Linked DNA regions of Homo sapiens: region 1 is linked to region 2. The links are chromatin loops, found by intact Hi-C in ENCODE. Cell type or tissue: lower leg skin. All regions are shown on one strand. Each heading gives the region's core, and the rest is flanking DNA. Links, peaks and the distances in the headings are about the cores only. Region 1 has its middle 240 kb from the start of LINC01364. Region 2 holds the start of LOC124904212 (a long non-coding RNA gene).

What was found. Hi-C counts contacts between places; a loop is a spot of excess contacts. Peaks named below come from ENCODE experiments on the same cell type or tissue, not always from the same donor. Only the 100,000 strongest peaks of a DNase experiment are listed, where the experiment ranks them.
Region 1: a loop joins it to region 2, with 8 times the contacts of the local background. A loop is called at or near these places in 1 of 110 quality-filtered maps.

The regions. Positions count from the first base shown.
Region 1 is chr1:87,605,182-87,609,587 of GRCh38, forward strand. No RefSeq gene overlaps it. Among named protein-coding and RNA genes, the nearest start is that of LINC01364, 240 kb to the left of the region's middle. In lower leg skin, for the core only: no CTCF peak of the experiment used is centred there; no DNase peak of the experiment used is centred there.
Region 2 is chr1:87,824,406-87,828,811 of GRCh38, forward strand. LOC124904212 (a long non-coding RNA gene) reads right to left here and starts at 2,509. Exons shown (of 2, transcript XR_007066209.1): 1 at 2,000-2,509. In lower leg skin, for the core only: no CTCF peak of the experiment used is centred there; a DNase peak (open chromatin) is centred at 2,415.

The DNA of each region.
Region 1 (4,406 bases), core at 139-4,138, 220 kb before region 2:
ATATCTCATTGTAGTTTTAATTTGCATTACCCTAATGATTTCAGTATAGCATTTAAAAATATAGCTATTGGCCATGTATGTCTTCTTTTGAGAAGTGTCTTTTCAGGTCCTTTCCCCATTTTTAAATTGGATTATTTGTTTTCTTGCTATTGAGTTGTTTGAGTTCCTTATATGCTTTGGATATTAACTCCTTCTCTGATGTATGGTTTACAAATGTTTTCTCCTATTCTGTATGCTGTCTTTTCACTCTGTTGATTGTTCCCTTTGCTGTGAAAATATTTTTAGTTTGACATAATCCCATTTCTCTATTTTTGCTTTTGTTGCCCGTGCTTTTGGGGTCATAGCCAGAAAGTATTGCCCAGACCAACAGCATGGAGCTTTTCTCCCATGTTTTCTTTGAGTAGTTTTACAGTTTCAGATCTTATATTTAAGCCTTTAATCCATTTTGAGTTTATTTTTCTATATAGTGTGAGATAATGATTTGATTTTATTCTTCTGCATGTGGATATCCAGTTTTCCCAACACCATTATTGAAGAGACTGTCCTTTCACCATTGTATGTTCTTGGTCACATTGTCAAAAATCCATTGACCAGTGTGAATTTATTTATGGACTTTCTATTTTGTTCCATTGGTCTAGCTGTCTATTTTTATGACAATGCCATGCTGTTTTGATTACTATGGCCTTGCAGTAGATTTTAAAATCAGGTAGTGTGATGCCTCCTGCTTTGTTCTTTTTGCTCAGGATTGCTTTGGCTATTTGGAGTCTTTTATGATTCCACATGAATTTTACAACTGTTTTTTCTAGTTCTGTGAAAAACAAATTTGGAAATTTTGTAGGGATTGACTTAAATCTATAGATCACTTTGGGTAATATGGACATTTTAACAATATTAATTCTTCTGATCCTTGAACACAGGGCTATTCTTCCATTTATTTGTGTCTTCTTCAATTTCTTTGGTCAATGTTTCATAGTTTTCAGTGTACACTTCTTTTACTTCCTTGGTTTAAGTTATTCCTAAACATTTTTTTTTGTCTTTCTGATGCTTTGTAAATCGGATTGTTTTATTGATTTCTTTTTCAGATAGTTTGTTGTTAGCATATAGAAACACCACTGATTTCTGTATGCTGATTTTAAATCTTGAAGTTTTATTGAGTTCTCTTACTAGTTTTCACAGTTTTTTGGTGGAGTCTTTAGGGTTTTTAATACGTAACATCATGTCTTCTGAAAAGAGACAATTTAATTTCTTCCTTTCTGATTTGGGTGTCTTTTATTTCTTTATCTCACCTACTTGCCTTGCCTAGGCCTTCTAGTACTATGTTCCCTTTCGTTTTGGACTGACAGTAGAGTCCAGGCCTCAACAATCTATAGAGGGAATGACAAATGTCTGTTATAAAGTCACACTTTGTTTTAACATTATGTAATTTTTATCATGGCATTGTTAAGTATCCAGAACTGACTTTTTCTTAAAAGTTTTGTCTAGAATTCCTAAAAATAACTATTACATTACTCCTACTTTACTGAAAAAAATTATTTGGTTAGTACTGTATTTGTTATGGGAATCTTCCTACACTTCAAGATGTTACTGTTACTATTACAGCTTAAGACTGAGATCTAATGATGAAGACTGAAAGAGTACCTGGATAGGCTGGGTGCGGTGGCTCACGCCTGTAATCCCAGCCCTTTGGGTGGCTGAGGTGGGTGGATCACAAGGTCAGGAGTTTGAGACCGGCCTGGCTAACACAGTGAAGCCCTGCCTCTACTAAAAATACAAAAATTAGCTGGGCATGGTGGTGCGCACCTGTAATCCCAGCTACTCGGGAGGCTGAGGCAGAAGAATTGCTTGAACCTAGAAGGCAGAAGTTTCAGTGAGCCGAGATCATGCCACTGTACTCCAGCCTGGGCAACAGAGTAAGACTGTCTTAAAAAAAAAAAGAATACCTGGATGATGGTGTTGATAAGAGAGTAACAAAGTGGACACTCTCATATCCTATTGATGAGAGTGTAAATTGGTACAACTTTTTTTGGAGGGTGATTAGGCAGAATCTATCAAAATTTAAAATAAGCATCTATATTGAACCAACATTTCACTCTCTAAAAATTATTTTGCAAAAGAAACTGTACAAACATATAAGAAAATGTATAAAAGAATGCTCATTGTAACATTATTTGTATTATAAAAACATGAAGGCAACCCAAATTTTATCAATAGGAGAATAGTTAAAATATATCATGGTGCAGCCATGGCATATAATGCAGCCATAAAAATGAATAAGAATGATGTGGGAAGATGCACACAATGTACTCATGAATAAAGAAAGAAAAGTAACTTAAAGAACAGCATGTACTTTGTTTCCATTGTTAGTTTGAAATATACATATGTGTATTGACAAAAGCCTGGAAGGACATAAGCTTACCTTTCCAATGACACCTGTGAAGTGGGTATGGAAAGTCTGAGGAGTAAATTTCACTTTTGAATTTATAACCTTGAATTACTTTATATTAAGTAGTTTTGTTTATTTTCAAAAATGTTTTTAGAATTTAATGAATAAATTTATTGGGAAGCTATAGTTTTAAACTCTCTAAAATAATTTGCCATAGGACATTCCATTTTAAGTAATAAAGAAATCAGCTAATAATTAAAATAAAGGACATTTTGATGATTGGATTCCAGATTAAAATGAGAAATATAAGACATTTGAATATCAGAACACAGTCCATCTAGAAAACATAAAAGTAATGTTTTTAATAATGATTTATCAATCTTTATTGATAAAAACAATCATATTTTTATCAATGATTTATCAAATCACAATCAATTTATGCATGTAGATTAGCTCCTGGGGTTAAACAAGCAGAAATTCACTTAGGTTACCTTTATAAAGAGGGTTTATTTGCGGGGGCTAAACAAACTGGAATTTAAACTGGGATTATAGAAATTGAGTTTCTGGAGACAGGCTTTTGTCCTCTGCTGTGTCAGCGTGCGTTTGTTTGGAAGTAAGAAAAAACCAATGAAACTGGCTTAAACAATAAAGGAGACTGAGAGGTTTAACTTAAAATAAAAAAGAAAAAATATAAGAGGCAAATCTACAATTTCATGAGACTTGATCCAGCAGGTCCAAAATACCACCAAAACCCAGTTTTTTTTTTTTTCTGTGTCTCTGCTATTCCTTCCATGGTATCAGCTTCATTCTAAGGTTAGCTAATTTCGTGATGCCAAAATGGTTACCAGTAGCTCTCAGAAATATACTTCCCTATGTGAGCTGGGAAGAGAGAGAGTATCTTTTCTAGCATTCCTGATGGAAGTCTTGATATGCAGTACGATTGCTTGAATAACATTAACAACCTTGAGCCAATCCTGTGGCCGGTTGACATATGAGTTTTTTGGCTTAGCCTGGGTCACTGTTTTGCCCTGGTAAAACATGGTGGTGTGGGTGGAATCACATACTCAAAATCACACGGCTGCCCAGACAAAAACTGGAGTTTCTGAGGAGAGAACTAATGCAGGGGAGGCAGACTAGGAGTGTTCACTGAGGTCTCCCAAAACATCTCTGCTTTTCCTCAGCCATCTGCTCCATTTCCCTGTCTCCACTGGCCTGTTTCTCCTGTTTATAATAATTTCCATTCCTTTATAACTTCAATTTATACTTGGCAATCATGGCCTCTCTCTGCTCACATCCCACTTCCACTTATCAAACTATGACTTTTCAGTTTAAGCTCTCATAGGGATGAAAAATTATTTTTGTCCTTTAAACTCTGTCGGACTAAAACAGAAAGTCCTATAGAGGGATGGAAAATTATTTTTATCTCTTAATTCATATCTGAAAACTGAGATTCTGATAGGTCCAGCTCATCTTTTTGAACAGGCCCCATGTATTGGCCAACTTGAGGATCAGTTGTCTTGAATTAGTCATCCACTCCTGTTCACATAATCTTTTTTTTTTTTTTCTTTTTTTTGAGACAGAGTCTTTCTCTTGTCGCCCAAGCTGGAGTGCAGTGGTGTGATCTCAGCTCACTACAAGCTCCACCTCCCAGGTTCACGCCATTCTCCTGCCTCAGCCTCCAAAGTAGCTGGAACTACAGGCGCCTGCCACCACGCCTGGCTAATTTTTTGTATTTTTAGTAGAGACGGGGTTTCACCGTGTTAGCCAGGATGGTCTCGATCTCTGGACCTCGTGATCCATCTGCCTTGGCCTCCCAAAGTGCTGGGATGACAGGTGTGAGCCACCGAGCCCAGCCTTTACTGTTCCTGTAATCTTTAAAAGAGGGGTGAGGTTTAGGAGAGTCTAGTCACATGATCCAAAGCATGGCAGCCTGGATGAGTGTCTTAGTCCATTAGTGCCACTATAACAAAATACCTGAGATTGGTAATTTATAAAGAGCAAAAATTTATTTCTCACAGTTCTG
Region 2 (4,406 bases), core at 84-4,083:
AGCAGGGGGTGTAGGGAGGAAGTGATAGGAGAAGAAAGATGTAGCCTGAGCTACATTCAGGTTATTTCTGAGCGACTATTGCCTGAAATGCAAAACAATCCATTCCTGTAGGGCCAGGACTATGTCCTGGGCAATGTGGGCATATTGTTTGTATGCAAATCTGGTTAGGGCATTTATTCTCCGTGGACTATAGCTTTGATGTGGCAAGTCAGAAGGGCTGAGGAGTTGCCCTTCTTTCCCTCCTTGCTCCACTGAAATTTCCTCCTAAAGATGAAAACTTGAACTATTAGAGTGGGCTGCTTATATCTAAGGGAGATGTCGTTTGGCTGAAGCTACATCAGCAGGTGCATCTGCTGGCTGAAACAGCCAAAGGAATTCTTGCTTTAATGACACTGGTAATCTTTTTTTCTTAGCAGCACCCAAAATTCTGCGTAACACATAGTAAATTGGAAATAAATGTTTGTTAAAAGGAGTTGTTGAGCCACTCAATCCACATTTTTTTCACCTCCATTCATTAGGTTGATGCTATTCGGTAACTTCAAAAGTCTCATCAATTCACTAAGGATGGAAGTTTCCTAACTCATCCTCTTTTACATGATGCATTTGTTTACCATCTTTTTCCCAAATGTGACATTTTCCAAAGATTCTTTTAAAATTTTAATTCAAATTGCATCAACTGGCTATCATGAGTGACCACTAGAAAAATGACAATGGTAATTTCTTTAACCCAGTTCCTTTCTTACTTCAGATGATGCCGCTGTTAATAGATAACTCCACACTGTGTTCATTTGTTGTAGTATTTTCTGCTCATTACCAACAGGCACATACTGACCACAGAAATAATAACATTTTGTCTCCATCTGGTATTTATGTTATGCATGCTTGTAAAATTCAAAGTCCTAAATGCGTGAAGCAAGATGAGTCTCCTTGAGCCATTGGTGATCTTTCCTTCTCTCTCGGGAACCCCCATCTTCTTTCCCGTAAGTTCTAGTGTCCTCACCTTTGAGCTGGCAGGCTTTTAGAATACCCTAGGACTTTCCTCTGTTGCCCCTCTACCCTTGTCCAAAGAAGCTTCTTTCCATTTCCCTCTTCTATAGGACTTTTTCTTCTGTGTATATTGTGGTTGCTCAATAAATAATGGTTGACTGACTAGTTTGTATCTGTTACACTGCCTCACTTTCTTTTTCCTCAAGCACCACTTCCTACAGACACCTACTTGATAAAATGCCTCTATAAAGCTATCATCATGAATACATTTGCTCATATTTGGCAAATATGCTTAAAGTTACAGACAAAGGGATGAAGTGGGTTAGGGTGATGAGAGAGTAACCAGAAAGCCCTCCATTGAGTTAAACCAAAGAAAGTCCCATTTAAACTTAAATACACATTGTGAGCCATAAAATCAGTACTTCCAAAGGTTCTTGGTCTATCCCATATGACAGATGATCAGCAGGTACATTTTAAGAGGCGCCACGTCCACAATCCACAAAGATTTCTCTTTCAGAAACACTAGTTAAAAAGCCAAAAAACAAAAACCCCACCACATTCATCTCCTTGCTAAGCTTAGAAAAACAGGCAAAATGATGTCGGGTTTCTTCTTGCCATGACCTGTCCTCTTTCTTTTTTAACCCAGTTATAATCCTTTTTTTTTTTTTTTTTGAGACGGAGTCTCGCTCTGTCGTCCAGGCCGGAGTGCAGTGGAGCAATCTCGGCTCACTGCAAGCTCCACCTCCCGGGTTCACGCCATTCTCCTGCCTCGGCCTCCCGAGTAGCTGGGACTACAGTAGTCGCCCGCCATCGCTCCCGGATAATGTTTTTTATATTTTTTTTTAGTAGAGACAGGGCTTCACCGTGTTAGCCACGATGGTCTGATCTCCTGACCTCGTGATCCGCCCGCCTTGGCCTTCCAAAGTGCTGGGACTACAGGCGTGAGCCACTGCCCCCAGCCCCAGTTACAATCTCACTCCTACCCCGAATCAACATCAAGATGAACAGTTACCTTCAAGTGCAAATGGAGAGGACCAGGAAGGGATTTGGGGGACTCATAACTGTTGCCCAGTGGCCAGTCATTTCATTTCTGGAAACATGGTCTTCACATGTATTTATTCTTCTGCCCCACATGGATGTTCCCAAAAACCATTCTGTGTCTCTCCTCCTTTCTGTGTTTTCCCTAAATTCTACTATGGCAGTCTGGGCACACATCCAACATCAGTGAACGAAAACCTCTTCATGCAGTCCAGGTTCAGCATTGCATACCAGCAGTTAAATGCTGTCTTCCCCGTCACACATCCAAACAAGAGCATATACAATATCAATAAGCTGTTCCTTTAATCTTCCCAGCACTATCGAGGTGTTTATATTTGTATGGGACATTTAAGCAATTCTAGCCAATGGGCTTTTGCGTTAGGGTAGGCCCCAGGCAGGGAGCAGCCTCAATTGGAAACAGGAACTGAAAGTGTTCTTGGTAAAACTCTCCCTCTGCCCAAATCGAGCTGTCTAACTCAATGCCTGACCTTCTTTAAACAGGTCACCTCAGAATTATGGAGCAGTTTGATAAGCTGGACTATACTAATTTATTGGCCATTAAAAAAAGAGGAAATTTTATTATGAATTACTCTGCTTTCTTGAAAACTTTTTTTATAATTAAAAACATCTGGGAGGCATTTTAATATATCATAAACAAGAGGAAATCCAAAGCACGTGACTTCTAAGAAAATGATGCAAATAGAATTCCTTGCCAAAATTTACTGTAATCTGTTTTGCTTTTTTTTTTCCGGGGTGGGAGTATAGAGGCGGAGGATTCAAGAAAGGAGGGCAAGTGAGAATAGCATTGAGCATTCTGCAGAGAAAACAGTTATTTCAAATTTACTCTACTGATAGTTTTTGCCAGTGTTAGAAGGCATTACACATTGGCAGAGCCTCTGAAATATATTTGGTTTGTTTTTAACAATTAGTCATTTTACTGGTCATTTTTTTTCTGAAATGGACAAATAAATAAACACAAACTGCATTAGGAGGTTGTAGTAAGATGTAGAATCAGAAAGGATACATCTTTCAGGGTGAACTTAGGTAAAGAACAGATTATTTGCTTAGTGTTTTACTCTTTCTATACCCATTTTTTATTGGTATAATGGCATAATAAGGTTACATGCATTTCTAATAGGTATCACCTGAAATTGATGCTGCTACATATAATACTTCAGATATTTCCCAATTTGTCTTTCATAAGAAAGGAAATAGGCTAGCTTAAAATATAAATGATATGTTTGAGGACTTTCTTCTTTAGTTTAAACATGGAGCTATATGAAAAATAAGCATCAAGCTCAAGAATTGCATTGTTTTAAAACTGTGTATAACACACCCTGCAACACCCACACGCTCACCCTTCCATAAAACAGACTTAGCAATAACAATGTGGCTAATGCTTACCTTATTTGGCTTCCAAATATTGGATATACACTTAATAATTCCATGAAAATAACAACATTGTTTGGTGTAGAGTATATTTTAAGTATACAAATAGTTTATAAAAACTCACTGCAGTACTCTAAATCTGTAATTATACAAAGTATGTGAAACAATAAGTGCCATTTTAAAAGACACAGGAACTTCTTATTTTCCTGAATAAATTCCAGATTTGGTTTTGAGGGAAAAGCACGGAACCTGAAGGAACATCACAATGTGTTCAAATCATGACCTTGCACTTTATAGCAGTGACTTCTTTGAGTTTCATGTTCCTCATCTCTAAGATGCAAATAATAGTACCTATATTTTCTAAGAATTAAATGAGATAATATATACAAAGGACCTGGTAAAGTTTCTGGAACATAATGGAGTATTGAGTGATAGCTGCTATTATTATTATTATTATTATTATTGATACTGTTGGTATTAATATTATTGTCCAAATATTCTCATAAACGACCAGCTTGTGGCAAGACATTTTGGTTTTTGTTCTCATTTTATTTTGGGGGGTTGCTATTCTGTCTTGCCTCTTTCTGTTCAAGAGGTTGATCATTTGATTGAATGATAGACTCATCCCTTCTTCATATTTTGCCATGTGGATGTGGGCTCTGACCGACATGCAGACACATTAGAAGAGTTAGATGTCCTAACATTCAAGAATGTTTTTGTCTATGTAGGGGAGCAATTAACTCTAAAACATCTATTCACTTAATACTGACATTGTGAGTGATGCTGAAGACAAGAAATGAGTGAGACAACTTTCCTGCTAGGCTAGAGGAGTTCGAGGAGTATTTGTCTCTCTGAGCATAGGTAGAAGTATAAACAACTGGCTAACTCAAAAGGAGGTCATTTATGTTGACTGTGAGGTTTGCGGGGTAGGTCAGCGGCCAAGGTATACTTGAATGCAATGTGGAATACTGAAATTAAATTCATAAAGGTCA